Regions from separate parts of the Homo sapiens genome. Here region 1 is linked to region 2. The links are chromatin contacts, found by Hi-C in ENCODE. All regions are on one chromosome and are shown on one strand. Each heading gives the region's core, a stretch centred on a gene start or an enhancer-like site at or near the end of the contact. The rest is flanking DNA. Distances are from core to core; before and after follow the strand shown. Region 1 holds the start of HTATIP2 (HIV-1 Tat interactive protein 2). Region 2 holds the start of CCDC34 (coiled-coil domain containing 34).

Region 1 (6,454 bases), core at 49-2,548, 7.0 Mb after region 2:
ACTCCGTCTCAGAAAAAAAAAAAAAAAAACCTTTAACTTAGAGTGAAGGGAATATCCGATTTACAGACACAAGCCTGGGAAGTCAGGCAGGGCAAATTCTTGTAAGTGAATAATCCCACCTTTCACTGCCATAGACCTATCTCACTCTGCAAAGCAGTTTCAGAATCCCTGACAATATTAGTGTGAAGTGCGCAGGTTGACAAAATCAGCAAAGTGGCTGAGAAAATTCTCAAGGTCACCAGGGCTGCCTCTAGAATACAGCTTGTATGACCCTGAAAACAGTGCTCTTCTGTCTCACCAGCCCCCACCCCCATTACAACCCAGACCCAGCTTTATAGGGTTGCAGATGGAGAGAAGGGCTTTGCCCAAGACCACACAATGAGCGGGAGGGAGGCACACCTGGGCTACAATCCAGGAGTCAGACTTCTGGGAGGGACTCTCACAGACCAATCTTGGCCAAGTTTTGATGGCCTCTCACTACCCCCACCACTGGCAGGGCAGTATTCAGCCTTTAGGCATGAAATATGTTCACCTCGCAGAATCCTGGGGGTCCATTTGAGTCCCAGCTGAAATACCCACCACATTTTTATAAGCTTCCTCGTCGAAGGTGAGCTTCCTCCGGCCAATGAGCGTGACTTTGGAAAACAGGCCCTGCTCCAGGATTTCCTTTAAGAGCACTCTGCCGGTTTCTCCGCTGGCGCCCAAAATAAAGACGGATTTATTCTGCATCCTGAAGTCTTCCCGAAGCTTCGACAGGGCTTCTGTTTCGGCCATGCTGGGGAAATAACATCGACAGATGCCGGTCTTAGGGTGTCAGGGGACTGCCAGTCCTTATCCCGAGGAACAAGGGCTGTTTATCTGTTAGGGAGGAGGATATTGTTCTCCGCAGTCCGGGCTCTGGGGAAAGTGCTGAGTCACGTGCGGGGCGCGGCTCCCCGGCCATCGCCCGCACCTGAGCCAGCAGACCCATCGGAAGGGGCCCGAGCTGGAGGGTGCGCCCAGGTGCCACAAGCTGCTGGCATCACTGGGCATACCCCACGGTATCCCCGGCCCGGCCAGGAGACCTGGCCCAGCTCGGTCCCATACGCGGAGGGGTTACCTGGGGCCAGCCCCCGGCCCCGGGTCCTCACGACGCAGCAGGAGCAGGGCGGCCGCCAGAGCAGCCGCCGCCGCCGCGCTCAGCGCCGCAGGCCCGGCCATCAGAGCATCCCACCTTCCCTGGTCGGACCGGGGGGGTTGGAGGCGACGGAGACAGCGCCTACCCGGCTTGGTCTTCCGGGTGGCCTCGCGGCGACGCTGCCTCGCCCCGCCCACAGGGGCGGGACCTGGAGACGAACTCCTGGCACCCTCACAGGCGCGGGGAAGGTGACCCCGAGAGCACGTGCGCGGAGCCGCGACCCTTCCTAAGTTTGGAATCTGCAAGACCCTCTTCCCGCGTTTTCCCTCACCTGCTGGGCTCAGCTCACCCAGGCGCCAGCTAGTAGACTTGCCAGACTTGATCTTCAATGGTCCCCCCAGCTGGAATGTCAATTGTATATTGGCCATCATCTCAAATTCACCAAGTCAAAAACTTAACCCTGCCTACCCAACCACCCCAAACAGGAATAAAACAAACCTATTCCTAGCCTCTCTTGGGTGTCACTGTCCCTACATAAACATACACACACACACGCACACACACACACACCTCCTTCTACCCTGTCAAGTCAGAAATCAGGATTCCTTTGATTCCTTTCTTTTCTAGCCTTTCCACACTACAGACTTATCAAGTCCTGTTATCCCATCTGCCTTACAAATATTTCTCCCATGTAATTCAAGCTCGCATCATATCTCCCCAGAATAAATGGTCTACCTGCCCAGGTCCTGGCCTAATTCATCACCTAGATGGTTGAACCCGGGTGACCTTCCACACCTGTGATTCAGTCTTCCTAGCCCAGATCAGTGGTTTGGGACACAGGTATCTACACTGGGCCTGTCCTGGATCTTGGAAGTCCTGAACAGAGGTTAGAATGACAAGCAGAAATCTGAATAATTTCAGATTGTTCAGGTTTTGTTGGGAACATTGGTCATTTGGGGGCCCCACCTCCCATCTAGAAGCCAATGAAACACATTGCCTCTTCCATCTCCATGGGAGTTATTATATGTAGGCTTTGCCTAGGCTCAGCAAGCCAGAGGCTCACGCATAGGTTTTCAGTTTTGGAGGAGTAATGAAAAGATGCAGTGAAGGCCTGAGATATATGTGGGTTGGTTGGGGCAAGGGTATAGGATTATGGCATCATATGATCCACCAGCCATCTGATGGTCTGATCTTGTCTTAAATTCCTGCCTGTTTTCAGAGACTGTTGTGAATACAGTACTTCCTGTTATTCTTCTGATAAATTCCTGTGCTGTATAAGCTTACCAGATATATTCTGTTGTTTGCAATAAAAAAGCTTGATTAATATAGAGCAGTGTGGTTCATTCCCCACTGGCCTGTCACAGTGCCTGGACTCTTCCCTTTGAGTTCCTAAAGGTTTTCTACAAGAATGCAATGTTAAACCTTGTCAGCAAACACTGTCCTAGTAATTCATTTATCAAATCTGTCACAGAAATTATTCATTGTACCCTGTCTATTCTTCCCCTTTGTTTAAAATTGTGGCATAATTAATATACAATAAAATGTACAGAACCTAAAGGTTCTGTTCCATGATTTTAGGAGATTGTATATACACCTAAATAACCACCACCAAAAACAAGATATAGAGCATGTCTGCCATCCCTGAAAGTGCCTTCATTCCCTTCTTGCAATCTCTCCCCACTCCAGAGGTAATCACTTTCTGGTCACTATCAACATAGATTAGTTTTGCCTGTTGTAGAATTCTATTTAAGAGTACAGCATGTACTCTTTTGTGTCCCAGGTTTTTGGCTTAACACATATTTTAGTATTTATTCTTGTTTGTAGGCCTGCATTATGATTTCTATGGGCCCTAAGCACTTCATGAGCCCCTTCATTTTATGTACACACACTATATAATCAAAAATTATGTCTTATGACTATGTTGCTATAAAGATGAATATGACAAACTATTTATATAATCAAAAATTATGTCTTATGACTATGTTGCTATAAAGATGAATATGACAATTTCTTTCACCTAAAACATTTTCTTCCACCTAAAAGTTTATTTTCACAGGCCCCAGAACTGTGCCTACTGTGCCAAATGAGTAAATCAGCCCTGGTTGTTTCATGTATCAGGAATTCATTCCTTTTTATTGCTGAGTAGCCTTCCAGTATTCCAGTATGAATATCCCACAACATGTTTAAATATTCTCCTGTTGATGGACATTTGGTTTGTTTCTACCTTTTGGCTAATTATGAATAAGGCTCCTATGAACATTATTGGACCAGTCTTTCTGCAGTAACATGTTTTCATTACTCTTGGACATATATATACACACACACACACACACATATAATGTTTTATATATATATATAATGTGTATATATATATAAAATGTGTATATATATAATGTGTGTATATATAATGTGTATATATAATGTGTATATATATAATGTGTGTGTATATATAATGTGTGTATATATATAAAATGTGTATATATATATATAAAATGTGTATATATATATAAGATGTGTGTGTGTGTGTGTATATATATATATATATATATATATATATATATATATATATATATAATATAATGACCCTGCAGGCAATCAGACCTTTTGGTTGTCTTCCCTTGTCCCCTAAAAATTGCTGTTATTCTGTTCTTTTTCAAGGTGCACTGATTTCATATTGTTCAAACACACGTTTTACAATCAATTTGTACAGTTAATACAGTTATCATAGTGGTCCTGAGGTGACGTATATCCTCAGCTTACGAAGATAACAGGATTAAGAGATTAAAGTAAAGACAGGCATAAGAAATTATAAAAGTATTATTTGGGAACCGATAAGTGTCCATGAAATCTTCACAATTTATGTTCCTCTGCCGGAGCTCCAGGCAGTCCCTCCATTCGGGGTCCCTGACTTCCCACAACACACTTGCAAGCTAGCACGAGCACGTGACAGTGATTTAGCCAACGAGAAGCAAGCAGAGGTAATATGTGCACATTTGAATCACATCTTTATAAGGAAGTTACCTTCTTTCCTTTCACTTTCCCTTTCCCTTCACTTTCCCTTTCCCCCTTTGCTTAGGCCAGAATGTGAATGTACTGGTAAACCAGCTCTGACCATGAGGAGAAAGACACTCTCTAGAGGATAGCAGGGCAAGGAGCCCTTGGATGACTTCATAGAACAGAGCCGCCTGCCCACCCTGGACTGCCGGCACACCTCTGGGGAGTGAGAGAAAAATCAACTTCTGTCATGTTGGAGCCACTGTAATTTTGTTACAGCAGCTTAGCCAGCATTTTGCCTAATGTAAGATTCTTTTAGTCAATCTTGTCAATGGATATTTACTGATTATCTAATGCAAGCCAGATACTGTGCTAGGCACAATAGATTTTTCCAAGGTGAATCAGGGACACCAGCTAAATTCACTCTCATCTTGAAGGCAAGTCATAAATACTTGGGAAGCTAAATAAAGTTAAGCAACATTATAAAACATCCCCCAAACTTTCACAGGGTGGCACATGCTGAAGGCCAAATGAGCATACAGAAATAGAAGGAAACTCAGAGAAAAACAAGTCCATGCCTTTCCTTCTCTGACAGCTGGAACCATGTCATCCAAGTGCTGAGATAATGTGACAAGACCTAGGCTCCTAGAGCAACCGGACCACAAAAATTCAGGGCAAAGGGGAAGGGGAAAGCATAGGGAAGGAGGGAAAGGGGACATAAAGAAACGGAGCTGGCATGGAAAGATCCTTGGCCAGAGACCTGCCTGCCACGTTCAGGTTTGCCTTTGATGAAGTCTCTTCATATATCTTGGCCTCCATTTCCCTATCTGTAAGATGGGAACTGTTTCATTACATTCGCTTTGCTCCAAGGAACAAACTGACTCATGGCGAGTAAAGATGGTGAATATTGTAATATTGTAAGGCTATAAATCATGTATAAGAGAGACAGAATCTCAGAGAAATCTCAAAACAGGATCTGCTGTAGGATGGGGCCTTAGGGAGACTGGAACTGTATTTAGGTCAGATTTAGAGTCCTCAGGATCAGGGATCCATGCATCTTCACTTCAGAGCTATATTTTTAGTTATACCTTCATTAAGACTCTGTTTCACGTGTTTGAAGCCCCAAACTCAAAATGTTTTGAGGAAAAAAAAAAAGGAAATGTCCTGGCTCATGCAACTAAAGAATCAGTGTATATAATAGTCTTGGCATGACCAGAATCAGCCAGTCAGCCAATGGGGCCAGGACCCAGTCCCTCTGCCAACCATGGCTCTATTTCCCTTCACGTCGGCCTTACTCTCAGACCCTGCAAGATGACCCAAAGGCTGTGCTCTTGCTCATACTCTTCATTGTCTAAATTCAACCAGAAGCTAGAGGGAACTTATATTGTGCAGACCAGTTTTCTTCAGGGCATACAATAAGGTAGATAAATGAGGAGAATGGATGATTGAAGCTATCAAGTACATCCCCCTAGATTCAAGTCCAGTAGAAAGAGCATAACTGTAAGCAGAAGTCCCCAGCTGTATCTCCTTAGTTCTGATTAAACCTTATGATTGTCACTGTGGCTCTGGGAATGAAGCCGGGTGGGGCTATCTCTTCCCACATGTCTGGGAGTAGGGGAGGAAGTAAGGTCCCCAAGGAAAGTAGAGGTCACTATTATAGAAAGAAAACAGAACGGATGTTAAATAGCATCTAAAGTGGCTATACTTGTTCCCCATTTATCTCATTTATTTGTAAATATGAATGCTAGATAATTTTTTTTTTTTTTTAACAAATGAGAGCTTTAAATAACTGTAGCATGACTAAGATATCTGGTTGGGCACATAAGAGGTTGGATTTGGTAAAGGTAGGTGTCTGAAAGAAAGTATTGTAATTTTCTGCTCTCACATAACAAATACAACCATGAATTGCATTCAACAGTTTAGGTAGTTGATTTAGTGTATCTATCGTGTTCTTGATAGCTAATTGTTTTTATAGATGGAGAAACTGAGTCACACGTTTATTAAATATATCATCTAAGATCTTGGGATTCAACTTTGGTGCCAGGACAAGAACCTGGATATCCAGATCAATGACAAAATCATGAGTAATACCTGTGTAATTCTAGAATGTTTTCAGGAAAGCATAATTCTTCTTGTTTTTAGCTGATAGCACTGTATTTGTTAAATTCTTCAGGTTCCCTAGCACTCATGGGTATGTCCTCTTACTGATATATACCAAAGGAATAACCTATGTAAAAGCACTGTGGTAGGTAGAAGTATGGCTGGTTTTGAAGGGCCAAAAACCAATATGCTTGAAATGGAGAGATGGAAGCATGGGGCAGGGGCAGGGCAGGGGAGGGGAGA
Region 2 (7,012 bases), core at 2,139-4,638:
ATATGTTTTTTGAACAGTGTGCTAAATCAATAGCAAACCCACTGCCATATTAGTTATTCTGAATATACTAAAAAAATCCAGCTAGATTGCAGTTTAATAATTAAACTGTACATACTGTGCATATAATGAATTTTTATCTTATGTAAATTATTTTTAGAACACAAGTTGGGAAATGTGGCTTCTGTTCATTTCGTTTAATTAAAGCTACCTCCTAAACTATAGTGGCTGCCAGTAGCAGACTGTTAAATTGTGGTTTATATACTTTTTGCATTGTAAATAGTCTTTGTTGTACATTGTCAGTGTAATAAAAACAGAATCTTTGTATATCAAAATCATGTAGTTTGTATAAAATGTGGGAAGGATTTATTTACAGTGTGTTGTAATTTTGTAAGGCCAACTATTTACAAGTTTTAAAAATTGCTATCATGTATATTTACACATCTGATAAATATTAAATCATAACTTGGTAAGAAACTCCTAATTAAAAGGTTTTTTCCAAAATTCAGGTTATTGAAAACTTTTCATTTTATTCATTTAAAAACTAGAATAACAGATATATAAAAGTGTTAATCTTTGTGCTATATGGTATGAAATACAATATTGTACTCAGTGTTTTGAATTATTAAAGTTTCTAGAAAGCAATCTATTTTGCCTTAATTTAAAACTAGGTATATTAATGAATTTAGTTTTAAAGTAAGCAAATTAAATATTTGTAAGTGGACAGTATTAGAAGAAATGTTGGAAGTAACCATTAGAAAACACTATTTTGATATTTATTTGTAAACATATAAGAACATTTTGCTGAAACTTAGAAATAAGGTTTTATCCTAAGTCTGAACTATACTCATGGAAAACAGATTATGAAATTTCAGAAAAACCATTGATTCAATCTTTATCTAAAAAGCAAATGATTAAAAAATCTGCATGATATTAAATGTAGTCAGTTGCCCAGATGCTTAGAAATACTTCAGTATTTACAATCATTAAGTCCTCATTTTACAGATGAGAAAACAAAAGGCTTAATGAAATTTAAGTGAATCCCTGAGTCACAGCAAATTTGACCCCAAACCAGAACCCAATGCCTCTTCATTTGGGACATAATTTTGTGTGTGTGTTTGTTTTAAATTTCATATATGCTTGAAATTTCCATAACAAAAAGTAGAGTAGTATAATTACCCCACCTCCCTACCCTTCACCCCATACCTGTCACTGCTTTGACAATTATCTGCAGCATGTAGTGAACCTTGTTTCATCTTCATCCTATTCACTAATCCCCTCCAATCCCTCTGCCCCTTGCATTATTTTGAAGCAAATTTAAGACATTATATTGTTTCATCTGTAAATACTAATGTCTAGGGATAAATTTTTAAAGTTGCATAATATATGCCACAGGGCTAACTGGTGATGGAATTATTTAAGCAAAAGTGACTCTTATATAAGTTTCCAGAGCCAGCAAAACATAATTACCTCAAATATACCATGGCCAAAGTACTAATTGTATGAAAAGATGTCACTAAGTCAATACCCTAAAACTTAAAGGGAGAGACACTCTTTTATACATTTGTACATTTATATATAATTCTACCCATCTCGATTATGGCTTCTCAGCTCCAGTAATGAAAAGGCACTGTAAGAAATGAGGCCGCTGGACTTAATTATGTTCAAACACCAGCACCAGCACCATCTGACTCTGCCTCATACCCTTGGGGGGGTCCAGCATTGCTAGTGCATAATGTCACAGTTGGTCATAATGATGACCCTGGCGCATCAAGAAAAGGGTATACTTTGTTTAGGAAAACATTTTAAGGGGACAAAGAAGTATATGACATTTAGATTCCCATGCGTAGAGGTTAAAGTGAAAAAGTTCTGAAGTTTACACACAACTTTTCATTGTATCTTTCTGATTCTGAGCTTAGAAACTTTGAGAATTAATGAGATAATATGACCCTGTGAGGTAAATTTTTCCCCTATTTTCAGAGGAGTGTTAGGAATGGAAAACCTATCAAGTACCAAGAAAACCACTGATTCCAGGTCCCTTTCATACTAGTGTTTTTCCCACTACAGTTATGTTTGGTTATATCTATTGGAAAACAGCTTCTCAAGCTTACCTCTTTATGAGGCCCTAAGGCAGCTCAGTGCGTTTCGATGTTACTGATTCTAGAGATGTTCTGATAAAAGGTTTTTAAATGCCAATATTGAATAACTAGGGTCGAGAACGAAAACTCCATTAGGTCAGTTTTATTCCTTGATCAACTTTATTACTCATTTGGAGTGCTCCAATTTTCTTTCATTTTGTTTTCACCGAAATTTTAAAGAAAATATTCAATTTAAATAGATTTAATCATGTCATATTTTATTAATTATAGCTCTGCCTTCTGAATTGCCTTTGGTTGCTATTACTTCTACCATAGCTAATTCTCCTGTGTTAAATTTTGCAGATCTAGATTTCATCAAAGTTTTTGTATCACTCTGGTCACTAAAAAGTTTTGTGTGATGTGTTAGCCATGGTCAATTTTCGTTTATGGTATTTCTACCGGTAATATACATTATGAACTGGACAAAAGCCCTATTTATTTACAAATGTACAGTTTTGTCAGCATGAATAAAGCATCTACCTTTCCTTTACTGCCTTTATCCCCATTCCCGAGAGTGCCCCTCAGATCCCACATAAAATGCATATCAGCATATTTACTGAGATCATTTTTCACGACAACAGGATGAGGAACTTAAGGGCGAGACTTTTAATCATCTATCCCTTGTGCTTTACGCAGACCCTACAATACACTAGAGGCTTCAAAGAGGTCAAAAATTCACATGTGTAGACAAATTAGGTCCCTTAAGATGCCAGGCAAACGAAGTGCTACCAAAACACGCAATGACTGTCCTAAAAGTGCGTTCTGGGATACACCTGTAAACTTGGATCAAGTTCCCTCCCCTCTCCTCAAAATATATCGACTTGTGCTGAAAGAAATCACGACCGATGCTCACAATTCTGACCTCGTAATTATATAGGGGGTGGTTTTGGTTTCTGCGTCTTTCCCTGATTCAGTGGCAGGTAACATATTTCATGTACAAAATGAACTGCAACACCACGGCAAACAAGGGACAGGCCCTCAAAGTTGTCGGTAGGGAGCCAGGACCCCGCCAGTGGCGTGGGGAGACACCGTACTAAACAAGCTTGCAAACAGCAGGCACCTTCCTGCCACTGAGGAGGAAGGGCTGGCTAAGGGAGGCCGGGGCGGAGGAAGCCAAGCTCTGCAGGCCCTGACAAAGTCCTCCCGGCCTCCACGCGTCGCCATGGCAACGCGGGGTCTGTGCTGGCCGGGATTGGCCGGCCTGGCGCGCGCAGGGCCCGCTGGGAAAGCGCGTCCCCGCCGCGGCTCCGCCAGTTTGAACTTGGCGGGCCAGATGTGGGCGGCGGGGCGCTGGGGGCCTACTTTTCCCTCTTCCTACGCCGGTTTCTCTGCTGACTGCAGACCCAGGTCTCGGCCCTCCTCGGACTCCTGCTCAGTCCCTATGACGGGCGCACGTGGGCAGGGGCTGGAGGTGGTGCGCTCGCCGTCGCCGCCGCTGCCGCTGAGCTGCAGCAATTCCACCAGGTCGCTGTTGTCTCCCCTTGGCCACCAGAGCTTCCAGTTTGACGAGGACGACGGTGACGGGGAGGATGAGGAAGACGTGGATGATGAGGAAGACGTGGATGAAGATGCCCATGATTCAGAGGCCAAAGTGGCGAGCCTGAGAGGAATGGAGTTACAGGGGTGCGCCAGGTAAACCCGAGGCCGCCCGGCCGATTCAGCCCTTTTCAAGATTCCTTAGACCCTCTTAAGTACCCCCTTCTAACATCCTCCTGCCCTCCGCCCCAAAGGCAGAGCAGGCACTTGCAGACTGAGGTGCCGTGGTTTTTTTTGCACATAAAGAGCCCTGTGCAAATTCTTGCAAATGACCATAGATTTCCTATGGCTCTTAATCCTTTTTTCCTGAGATATTATGATTGCTGCAGTCTCACTTCCCAGAAAAATGTACATAGTCTCAAACACACAAAACTCTGCTACCATTTCAGGCGTTCTATGAATCCTCAAAAGCCAGATTGTGCACTGCAGAACTCTTATCCCAAACCTGAACACCAGAACGTGGTTTACTGCACCTTAGTAGTACCTGTGGTTGGTTATTCTGAAAACATACTGATTGCTAGTGAAGTAGGTTGTAGTAAACAGGTCACTTTTTATAACATAAAGTGCTGAAGCACAGAGATTAGCAATGTCAACCTCAGCATGTGGAGACGTGGTTAGAGAGGATCTGAGCATGCACAGAGGAATGGATGTCATTGTATCAATGTTAGGACCAATGGGGTTATTAAAACTGTCTTAATTTGTTTATTTCTACTGTTACTCACTCAGCAAACATTGTTTGCCACATATTAGTCTACGTACTGGGGACCGTAAACAAGATACTGGTCTCTACTCTCATGAATTGAAGCCTAAATCAATCCACTTATTTTACAGATAATAAAACCATGGCTCAGAATGCAAAAAGTGACTCAAAGGCATGCACCTAGTTATTAGCAGACCTGGGTCTACTACGAAGATAGACAGATCATGTTCTCTTTCCTAAACTGCATGCCTAGTATTGGGTATACAGAAGTAGGAGCAAAGGGCCAATCCCTGAAGGAATATTTCTGAGACAGGCCCAGTAATGCAGGTCTATTCTGGGATAGACTCATTACGTTTTCTTCGGAAATCATTTACAAGTTTATGATTGTCAAGCTGTGTAAGGCACAGTACAGGAGCTCTAAGAAATACAGGCCAGAGAACTCATGCTTTATGTGTAAATAGCAAGATTCCCCCTTCAGTACAGGGTGTTCATATCCAGCATGAGTGAATGGAATATGGAACCCATATGAAGTAACCCGTATACATGGTTACAGGAGTGAATTAGTTACGAATGAGAAGTAAAAGTAAGTACATTGGTGGGAATGGAGATCAGAAAGAGTAACCAAGCAAGCCACTCATCCAGGCTGGTTGTAGCAACAAGAAACAGGCCTCCTCTGATCAACCTGATAGTAAAATTTAATGGTAGAGTTAGGGTTTCAGTAAATTGTTTTCATCTGGGCCTTTGTAGGTATTCTTCAGGACTGAGTTGGTCTCAAAGGTATTTAAAGTAAATTTGAAGGCTTTAGGAAATACTTTCTGAGCATAATCAACTGGACTAAGCAATCTGGACACAAGTTAGTGACCTGCGGAATAAATGACCATCGGAACTATAGCTCAGCTACTGAAACCTTGCATTAGTTTCCAAGAGCCAAAGCCCTGACTAAGTGGAGCCTGCCAGGGGAGGAGGTGAACGTATGTACGTCTCACTTATCCAAAGCCAGAATGAGCTGGTAGCACCACAGGGCTAAGGCTGCCTTCCTTATCACATTTCAGTCCCTATGAATCAAAGGAGTAGCTGGGACGTGGGTTTGAAAAGAGAATGCTGAAGTTGTCAAGCATTGTGTGTGGCAAGTGTCAGATGCTTATTAGGTGCTCAATAAACGTTTGCTGACTGCATGTCCATTTCCCACTTCCTAAAGAACAGATACATGCAGTGATTATTGTCAAATGCTTCAGAAACTTAGCACTTCCTTTCAGGAAAGGTAGATTTTTAGAAAATTTCCTCATTCTTTCTCTCCATTGGTCCTAACATTCTTTGATACAATGACATCCATTCCTCTGTGCATGCTCAGATCCTATCTAACCATGTCTCCACATGCTGAGGTTGACATTGCTAATCTCTGTGCTTCAGCACTTTGTGTTATAAAAAGTGACCTGTTTACTACAACCTACTTCACTAGCAATCAGTATGTTTTCAGAATAACCAACCACAGGTACTACTAAGGTGCAGTAAACCACGTTCTGGTGTTCAGGTTTGGGATAAGAGTTCTGGAGTCCACAATCTGGCTTTTGAGGTCAAACTGCTGACCTCTCTTTGGTGCCCTGGACAGCTTGGGGGTGACAGGATGAAGAGAGCAGGCAACCTGAGTCAGCCCTTTCATTGTTCTGGGTTTTGAGTATTCTGTGTGAAGCAGAGAGCAACCTAGAGCTGTGTGGGATTTTATGCCTTTTCTCCATGCCTCACCTGCCATATTGATCTGACTGGCAAAACGAATCGGGTAAGGCTTCTTTGAGCTAGGCTCAGGCATCAGCTGCACATAATGGATATTACCTCAAGGTATTTTTGGTATAAATAGTGCCATGTTTAGAGGATGCATTGACCTTCAAGGGTATTGGTCAGAACTGAGATTAAGCTCAAAGTTAGCTTCAGACAAGATAATGAGAAGCGTTTTCCTGGAATATTTTACAATGTGCTCTGGGCCTGCTGTTTATTCAGCTTTATCCTGGTTTTTCTACCACTATCCATTAGGAAAACCATGCTGTAATAAATATCTTGTTCACAAATGGCCACTTGTCAAGCCTTTCTTGATTATAAGTAGAGCTGTAGTGTGTGCGCCACACATTTTGAACACATTTGTTATAAATATTAAGGAAGGAAATTTAATATTCAAAGTGTCATTTCTTAAAAGAAAAGCCCACTGATCTGATTGTCTTTCAACAACTGTTTCCTAGGACCCTACTATATTCTAGACCCTAAGCCAGGCTCTTGAAATAAAAAAATGAGTTGAGATATATTTTCTTTAAGGAACTCATGACCTGTGGCAGAGATGAGCAAGTGACAGGAAGCCCAAGAGTTGTGGCTCCAGGCAGTGCTGGAGTTGAATTTTGAAGGGACAGTAGGAGTTCGTCATAAATGACTTACTAAGTACTTACTGAGTGCCTGGAACTATATTAAGTGCTTTAGCATGGATAGTTTCATGCAATTCTGCCTGTAAGGTAGCCAGCCACAACTGTCATCTCCATTTTATAGACAAGAAAACAGAAGCTTAAAGAAGTTTTTTAAAAAATGTACATAGCTTAGCTGGGCGTAGTGGCGGGCGTCTCTAATCTCAGCTACTCGGGAGGCTGAGGCAGGAGAATGG

What was found. A loop is a pair of places that touch in the nucleus more often than their neighbours do. Pooled maps may share reads with other maps.
Region 1: a pooled map shows a loop between it and region 2 (13-fold over the local background). The contact joins the promoter of HTATIP2 here to the promoter of CCDC34 in region 2. A Hi-C loop is called at or near these places in 6 of 50 pooled maps.

What each region holds. Positions count from the first base shown.
Region 1 is chr11:20,358,558-20,365,011 of GRCh38, reverse strand. It overlaps HTATIP2 (HIV-1 Tat interactive protein 2), which reads right to left and starts at 1,298. Exons shown (of 5, transcript NM_001098522.2): 1 at 580-1,298. The coding sequence starts at 774. RefSeq lists silencers at 949-1,091, 878-1,297 and an enhancer at 4,060-4,279.
Region 2 is chr11:27,359,591-27,366,602 of GRCh38, reverse strand. It overlaps CCDC34 (coiled-coil domain containing 34), which reads left to right and starts at 3,388. Exons shown (of 6, transcript NM_030771.2): 1 at 3,388-3,767. The coding sequence starts at 3,409. LGR4 (leucine rich repeat containing G protein-coupled receptor 4) reads left to right here. Exons shown (of 18, transcript NM_018490.5): 18 at 1-642. RefSeq lists enhancers at 2,962-3,131, 3,127-3,994 and silencers at 3,372-3,441, 5,287-5,581.